Regions from separate parts of the Homo sapiens genome. Here region 1 is linked to region 2. A link is an interaction called in ENCODE POLR2A ChIA-PET data of the cell type or tissue named here. Cell type or tissue: OCI-LY7. All regions are shown on one strand. Each heading gives the region's core, and the rest is flanking DNA. Links, peaks and the distances in the headings are about the cores only. Region 1 has its middle 13 kb from the start of APBB1IP. Region 2 overlaps APBB1IP (amyloid beta precursor protein binding family B member 1 interacting protein).

What was found. ChIA-PET counts read pairs that join two places held together with the same protein. Peaks named below come from ENCODE experiments on the same cell type or tissue, not always from the same donor. Only the 100,000 strongest peaks of a DNase experiment are listed, where the experiment ranks them.
Region 1: POLR2A ChIA-PET joins it to region 2 with 5 read pairs; 9 of 35 experiments call an interaction of 5 or more read pairs at or near these places.

What each region holds. Positions count from the first base shown.
Region 1 is chr10:26,422,855-26,427,253 of GRCh38, forward strand. No RefSeq gene overlaps it. Among named protein-coding and RNA genes, the nearest start is that of APBB1IP, 13 kb to the right of the region's middle. In OCI-LY7, for the core only: no CTCF peak of the experiment used is centred there; no DNase peak of the experiment used is centred there.
Region 2 is chr10:26,479,732-26,484,130 of GRCh38, forward strand. The region is part of intron 2 of APBB1IP (amyloid beta precursor protein binding family B member 1 interacting protein); the gene reads left to right. Among named protein-coding and RNA genes, the nearest start is that of APBB1IP, 44 kb to the left of the region's middle. In OCI-LY7, for the core only: a CTCF peak has its summit at 1,796; DNase peaks (open chromatin) are centred at 180, 1,390 and 2,610; H3K4me3 peaks cover 3,030 bases; H3K27ac peaks cover 4,000 bases.

The DNA of each region.
Region 1 (4,399 bases), core at 105-4,104, 57 kb before region 2:
GGAATATTCCTTGAGCCCAGGAGTTGGAGGCTGAGTGAGCTATGATGGTGCCACTGCACTCTACTCTGGGTAACAGAGCAGGACTATATCTCTAAAAAAGAAAAAATTATAAATAATTTTTTTAAGATATTGGCTAAGACATCAGTATTTTTAATAGTTACCCTGGTGGTCCTACTGCGCACCCAGAGTTAAGAACCACACTGGATGAAACGAATGGTCCATTTTAATAGAGGAGGTATTTTTAAGTAAAGATGTTATAGCCTGCCTTTTCACACATTTTACAGCCCTAAACCACCTTTTACTAAATTTGGTCTTTCATACAAAAGCTGACTGGTGGTAGCTGCCATTTGCCACCACTGTGTGAAAGGAAATGAGGGTGGGAGAAGAAGTTCTTCAGGCCTTGCTAGGATTAATTCTAAGTAAGCAGGAATCGAATAGTAAAAATCCAGTCATCTCAAAATATCCAAAGAACTCTTACAAACTCATCAATAACACAATAAAGCCAAGTAAAAATGGGCAAAACATCTGCAGATAGTAATTAAGCATATGAAGAGATGCTGAACATCATTTGTCATTAGGAAAATGCAAATTAAAGCAACAATGAGATACCATCACACACCCATTAGAATGGCTTGAATCTGAAAAAGCCACAACAGCAATTGCTGGTGAGAGTGCAGAGCAACAGGAGCTCTCATTTATTGTTGGTGGGGATGCAAAATGGTACAGCCACTTGGGAAGACAGTTTGGCAGTTTCTTACAAAACTAATCATAGTCTTCTTATATGATCCATGTAGAAAGTAAAAGTTCCTCTTCAAAGTTTCCCTTCTTGTTAAAGAATAAATCATAAGTGTTAAAAATAATAGCTTATTTTAAAAACTAACTTCCTTTAAGCATTCTTGCTTTGTGCTAATAACTGTTTGGTAAGTAAGCCCTGTCCTATGTAGCTGTTAAACATGCTCGCAGGCATGTAGTACATTCTATGTCCTTGTACCTTAACCAAGATATTTGTGCTGGACATGCTCACGGGCATGTTCCAGCTTGCAGCCTATGCCCCTTCCTTTTTTGGCATAAGCAACTTCCTCTTTTCCTTTGTCTTTCCATTACTTTCACCTATTTAGAAAAGTTTAAACTGTTAGCCAATTGGGTTTTAGTTTAGATTGTGAGGTCTGGCTCCAGCCAATGGCGACAGGACACAGTAGCAGGGACAAACTGTGTAAGGGATAAAAATTGCTTCCTTCCTTTGTTCAGGTGTGCTCTAGCCATTGTTACATCTGCAATGAGCACCCTTTCTGCAGAAAGTAAAATTGGCCTTGCTGAGAGAATTACATTTATGTTAGAGTGCAGCACCAGGGAACAAGCATTCCATTTTTAAATAAACATTTTACATAGAACAATCCAGCAATTGCACTCCTAGGAATTTACCCAGCTGATTTGAAAACTTATGTCCACACAAAATCCTGCGTGTGAATGCTTATAGCAGTTTTATTCATAATGACCAAAAACTGGGAGTAACCAAGATGTATTTCTGTTAGGGGAGCAGGAGCCTAGGATGACGCCTTTTCTTTCTTTTTTTTTTTTTTAGAAAGAGTCACCCAGGCTGGAGTGCAATGGTGCACGATCTTGGCTTACTGCAACCTCTATCTCCTGGGTTCAAGTGATTCTCCTGCCTCAGCCTCCTGAGTAGCTGGGATTATAGGTGCACACCACCACACCAGGCTAATTTTTGTATTTTTAGTAGAGATGGGGTTTCACCATGTTGTTCAGGCTGGTCTCGAACTCCTGACCTCGTGATCCACCCGCCTCAGCCTCCCAAAGTGCTAGGATTACAGGTGTGAGCCACAGTGCCCGGCCGACAACATTTTTAAATCACCTCCATCTTAAAACTAGCAGGGTGACACCATTTTAAAATCTCCTTCATCTTAAAACTAGCAAGGAACATTGCTTACTGGTCACTTACAAAGCTAAGGAGGTAACTTGGTAATGCCTGCAAGAACAAACTCCTACAGCAACAGGAAGTCCAGAAGTTCCAATAGCCATAACAAGATAGGCTTTCAGGATAACTATAGTTATGCTTTGATGTACTTACACACTAAACTGTCAAGATAGTTTTCTTTAAATCAATCAAATAATAAATTCTATCATGCTGTCAGCCAACCCACACACAGGCACAGCTTAGTTTAGTCTTGTCATAGACAAGACCTCTACATAAGAAAAATCTCAAATAAAGATGGTGCATTCCTCTGTTTGCTTTCTGAGGACATCCTACTCTGTATCTGAGTAGCTTTCAATAAAACAACTTTTTTCACTGCATTCTGCAACTTGCCTTGAATTCCTTTTTGTGTGAGATCCAAGAACCCTCTCTTGGAGTCTAGCTCAAGACCCCTTTTCTGGCTTCCTATAGATGAATGGATAAACAAACTGCAATATATTTATATAATCAAATATTAGTAAGTAGTAAAAAGGAATGAGCTATCAAGCCGCACAAAGACATGAATAAATCCTCAATGCACATTGCTAAGTGAATTAAGCTGGTCTGAAATGGTTACATGCTGTATGATTCCAATTCCATGACATTCTGGAAAAGGCAAAACTAAAGATGTGGTAAACAAAAGGGTAAAATATGCTATTAAAAGGTAAATGTTGGCCAGGCACGGTGACTGATGCCGCTTTGGGATCCCAGCACTTTGTAATCCCAGCACTTTGGGAGGCCGAGGCAGGCAGATGACTTAAGGTCAGCAGTTCAAGACCAGTGTGGCCAACATGGCAAAACCTCATCTCTACTGAAAATACAAAAATTAGCCAGGTGTGGTGGCGTGCCTGTAATCCCAGCTACGTGGGAGGTTGAGGCATGAGAATCGCTTCAACTTGAGAGGCGGAGGTTGCTGTGAACTGAGATCATGCTACTGAACTCCAGCCTGGGTGACAGAGCAAGACTCTGTCTCAAAAAATAAATAAATAAATAAAAGAAATAATAATAATAAAGATAAGTATTCACCTGTCTTCTGGATAAATGTGGGCTTGCTTGTTTTTACATGACTTGCCACCCCACCCATCTGACTTTTTGAAATCATATTTTTCTGAATGTTTGCCACTATTTCAATGTTTGCCACAGCTGTTCTTGAACGAAAAATGTTAATAAAGTAATATCTGCCCTAAAAACTGATTATCCAACCTTTGCTGACTTGCATTTATTATTAAAAGACAAATCTGCATTTATCATCAAAGACAAATTGTTTTTGCTAATTGATTATTAGCAAATGTGTTAGTTAATACCCACTGGGTAATATATCTTGTGACCCGACTTCCAGGGCCAGAGCTGATCAGAACAGGAAAAGGATACCTAATCCAGTCAGATGCTCACTCCTAGGAATTTGGAAGTGGAACACAGGGACTTGCTTCAGTCCCAGTTGGTGTTTGAGATGAGACATGAGGTCAAGCTGGACTGGGTGGCTGAATGGGTGCCCAGGGCTCATCATCCCCCTTGCAAGGGTGCTAACTACTGACTATTCATAGCTGAGATCCTCCCCAGAAATCACCCTTGACCAAAGGGATTCACTTTGTCTAAAGATATGTCCCTCTCACCAGGGACAGCCAGCATCCAATGGCTGGTCAACGCGCACAGTTCAAAGTCTGGCCTAGAACTCCGTATAGAATTGGCTGGAGCCTCCGTTGCTGCTGCATCATAGTTTAATTTCTCCCAGTATCCAATCCTTCTTCCTGCCCTACTTTACATATATTGTTCCTGAAAGCTCTCCTAGGGAACATTCTGCACCATCTCCATCTCCACAAGTATGGAGTCCAGGAAACCTGATCCAGGGCAATGGCTGTGGTAGACCAGAGAAAGCTGATCTGCAGAAAAAGGATAAAAAGGTTGGGCAGAGAATATTAGAGAATATTAGATATCAATCATGTGAGCACACAAAGAAAGAGAGATGGAGAGACTCCCTGGGGGTCCTGGAGTTCTTGGTTTCATCCCTCGAGACCTGGCTATCCTTCCTGCTGTTCCATGAGCTATCAGAGCTTCTCTCCAATAACTTCCCTTTTTGCTTGAGCCCGTTTGAATGGATTTTGATCCTGGCAAATCAAACAATCCCCATGTGTTTTGTACTTTTAATCAATTATACTAGGTAGTCATGATAACTGGTTTACAGACACATGCTCTGGGGAGAGACAGTGTATGCATATACAGTTGACCCTTGAACAACATGGCTTTGAACTGCATGGGTCCATTTACACATGAATTTTCTTTTCTTTCTTTTCTTTTTTTTTTTTTTTTTTTTTTGTGACAGAGTCTTGCTCTGTCACCCAGGCTGGAGTGCAGTGGCACGATCTCGGCTCACTGCAAGCTCCGCCTCCCAAGTTCACACCATTCTCCTGCCTCAGCCTCCCAAGTAGCTGG
Region 2 (4,399 bases), core at 120-4,119:
TATAGGGAATAAATTTGAAATACAATTTTCTGTATAGATGATTTAGTGTCTCCTCCAGCATGGCTGATCAAAATTAATTTTTAGGATTGAGAGTTGAGAAGAAGTTGACTTTTGCTTGACAGCTCTAGATGGTAATGCCTCCTCTGTAACTTCCTCTGTGGTTTCTAGCTCTGGCGGTACTTCTTGCCAGTGAACAAGGCCTCAGAGAAGTGCAGCCTTTGTTCTTACTAACATGGCACCCTGTGGCATCCAAAGGCCCAGGCGACAGCTGGACTGTTTGGCCAGGACCACAGAACCATCAGTTCCCACCACCCTCCCAAATCCTGAGCTGGAGCTGGGGGTGACATAAGGTAGCCAGGAAGCTTGGATCAAGGTGACCCCGGGCAAGGAGCAGAGCAGAGCGTTTCCTTCAGATCTTCTCCTTGGATTGGGACATGAGATCTAATGTCCACGAAATGCATCATGGGAGGGCTTTTGCTGGACTCCAAGTAAAGTGGAGATAGTGCTGGTAGTCGCCTGACCCCACTCCAAGACCTAGGAACCCTGACCCAGGTGACCTCCCAGCAACAGAACAGTGTTGTGTTGTGTGCTGCTGCTGGGGTGCCAGAGGAGACATGTGGCATCAGAAGGGTCCTGCAAGTGAGAAGCCCTGAAATGTAAGCTTCTTTGTTGGCTTCAAGGTACATTGGCCTCTGTGAGGAGGAAAACCAGGAAAGAAAACTGTCAGGAAAGCCAAGTGAAGAAAATATTTCCAGGAGGGAGTGATCAATAATATTAAAGGCTGTATAAGATGCTGACTGGGAACTAACCATTGGATTTCACAACAGAGAGATCATTGGTAATCTCTTCTTTCAAAATAACTTTAATATTGGAATGGTTGAGCTGCTTCTTTTTTTTTTTTTTTTTTTTTTTTTTGGTAAACATGGGATTTCCCCATGTTGCCCAGGCTGGTCTCTAACTCCTGGGCTCAAGTGATCTGCCTACCTCGACCTCCCAAAGTGCTGGGATTACAGGCATGAGCCACCATACACCACAGATTGTTGGTAATCTTGGCACACAGTTTGGTGACATAGTGCAAACAAAAGTCCAGTTGAGATAGATTCATGAGAAAATAAAGACAAGTAGGGGACAGTGAATTGACCTAACTATTCACAGGACTTTTGTTTCTAAAAAGAAATGTTCATGATTTTTATTTATTAATACAACATGATAAACAGAGTATTTTCTATTTGTATCTCTTCAAAAAATTCTAAATTGCATTGTCCCTCTGGTTTTAGGTCACAGTAGGTCCTAAATACAAAAGCAGTTCCCCATTCCTTATATAGACACCCAAAGTAGAAAAAAAAAGGGAACTTAAAATAATCTAGAGACTTGGCACTCTCTTTCCAACCCGTGGGCATCCAAGTGAAACTAGTCTACAACTTGTCTCCCAGAGCTGGAGGCCAGACAGACAGATGGAAGTGGGGATGTTGGGTTCATATGTGCTGACCTCTGTTGTCCTGTGTCAAGTGTTCTTGCACTTGAGTCCTGGGGAACATTTTTGGGTGTTGTTCAGTTCTCTCACTTTTTTCTAACTGAAGCTTGACTTAGCAGAGTGTCCCCACCTTGTCCCACCCACTTATTTCCAAATTGCTTTGATTTTATGCAAAACATAAATTTTTCACTAACTTTATGGTTTGCATAAAATCACAGCAATTTGGAAATAAGCACATTTAAAAATTGTATCTTTTATTTTTTGTTTTGTTATTTTTGTTTTTATTTTTTAATTTTAGAGACAGGGTCACACTTTGTCACTCAGGCTAGAGGGCAGTAGTGCTGTCATAGCTCACTGTAGCCATGAGCTCTTGCGCTCAAAGGATTCTCCCACCTCAGCCTCCTGAGTAGCTGAGACCACAGGTGCGCACCACTATGCCCAGCTAATTTTTTTGGCAGAGGGGATAGAGATGGGGTCTTGCTATATTGCCCAGGCTGGTTTTGAACTCCTGGCCTCAAGTGATCCTCCCACCTCTGCCTCCCAAAGTGCTGAATTTCAGGTGTAACCCACCGCACCTGGCCTAAATCATATTTTTTAAAATGTGGTAGCCCATCTCATTACGTGTGTGTGTGTGTGTGTGTGTGTGTGTGTGTGTGTGTGTGTCTTTACTGCAAAATTCTAAGACTTTTCAAAGCACTCTCTTAGTATTTTTTTAAATTACTGAAATAAATCATTTCATTTAATGATTAGTTTTTTATTTAAAATGTTATTTACAGGTAACTTTTGCCATGACAATATTGCTTACAAAAGGACCCTGTTGTCTTGGCTGTCCCTTCTGTGTGACCCTACCTATGTATATACACATGTCCATATGAATTTTGTTTGTGACTCACTGCATATTAGTCTGAATTGATCATATGACCACAGTCATTGTCCTTTTGATTCAGTAACTACTTGCTAGCCTATTAAGATTTTCACCGATCTCAGGGGTACAGTGCAAAGTTGGTTAAGTTGGCCCAAGAGGTTTCTTCACCTTAGTTCTCTGTTGAGTGAATTATTTGATATAATCCGTAACTTTAGAGATGCTTCTGTTTCCTGTTTTACGCTACACAGAAGCCTCGGCTTCCCCTTTCTCCTCCCTCAAACGTTGCAAGAACCTTTAACCATATGCTGTGTTATTCTGTGAACCACTTCCTCTTGATAAAACGCTTTCATTGCATTTTGAAAAAATACAACACTGAAGGAATCAGGTAAAATTCAATATTCTAAGTTATTTTCAATCACACTGTACACAGGTGACTTCACAGTTTCCACCAGCATTTGCGAGCATCCGAATTCTGTAGTGCGTATTTCATCCTAAGGGCAATCCCATTCATAAGCTTTTTAAAATTTTTTTCTCCTCTTTTGTATCTGTAGTTGTAATATGTCTACTGATTTATTTCCTAGAAAAAAATGTTGCCAGATGGTTTCTAATTAAAAAATAATAAAAATATCAAAGCAAATTGATACTTGGAGAGCCTCAGATTTTTGAAACTTATTTCTCATCAATTCCAGTTCTATTTTAGTTTTGGCAATCTAGTAATAAACTCAAAACACTGTAGGGTAAAAAAACAACAGTCCCTGTAACTCCAGCACTTTGGGAGGCTGAGGCGGGCTGATCACCTGAGGTCAGGTGTTTGAGACCAGCCTGGCCAACATGGTGAAACTCTTTCTCAAGTGAAAAAAAAAAAAAAAAATTAGCTGGTCATGGTGGCCGGTGCCTGTAATCCCAGCTACTTGGGAGGCTGAGGCAGGAGAAACTCTTGAACTGGGAGGTGGAGGTTGCAGTGAGCCGAGATCACACCATTGCACTCCAGCCTGGGCAACAAGAGCAAAACTCCATCTGATAAAAAAAAAAAAAAAAAAAAAAAAGCAGTCAATACTAGGATACAAACATTTTTCTTTAACTGTCTTTAACATAGAAAGATGTACAGTATGCAGATAAATTCATTGAAGAGAAGAAATACAGCTGAGGAAAACCCACACAGAAAAATCTTCCAGAAATTTGTTTAAGCCTCCAATCATGTCTGGGATCAATAAATATTTGATGACTGACTTACTTTGTGTAAACTCGATCGATTTACTTATCTCTGGATGCCTCAGTTTTCTCATCTAAGATGAATATAAAAGTGTTTTCATTTCACCTAGGGTGTGAGGATGGATTTAATCAGTCAATGCACGTAACGCACCAGGACAATCCCTGGCATGGAATGAGAACACCTAATAGTTATTCGCTGTTATTTTTATTATTATCAGGCAGGTAGAGAGCAAGGGGAGATTTCTCTCTCTCTCAACCCCAGCCATGCACAGAAGCAATTGAGTGAGGAGTTTTCTTCTTGGTAGACAGACAGGTAGCAACTTCTCTGGTTAATACTGAAGGCTAATTCTAACCTTCCTGAACTTCATTGACTGTGTCTCATTTTAATAATTGCAAAGTCATTTTTATACCTCCTCTGTTGTTTCATTTTTTTATCATTATTTATTTTGAGTCAGGGTCTTGCTCTTTTGCTCAGGCTGGAGTGCAATAGTGCAATCATGAGTCACTTCAGCCTTGAACTCCTGGGCTCAAAGAATCTTCCTGCCTCGGCCTCCTGAATAGCAGGGACTACAGGCGCATGCCAATATGACTGGCTAATTTTTTTATTTTTTGTAGAGACAGGGTCTTGCTCACAAATATTCTGTTTTGTCTTTTCTTTTCATTCTCAGTGCTCTGAAATTTTCATTCTGTTATTGGTATTAGTATCTTAGTCCAAGTAAAGACTAAGCATAACTAAAAGTACAGCTGAAACGGTGAAATTTGCAACCATTCAAATTAGCTTAGACAACCCGTGAGTTTGTAATATCTTAATACGGTGCTATAAGAAATATAAGAAAGCAGGGTTTTGA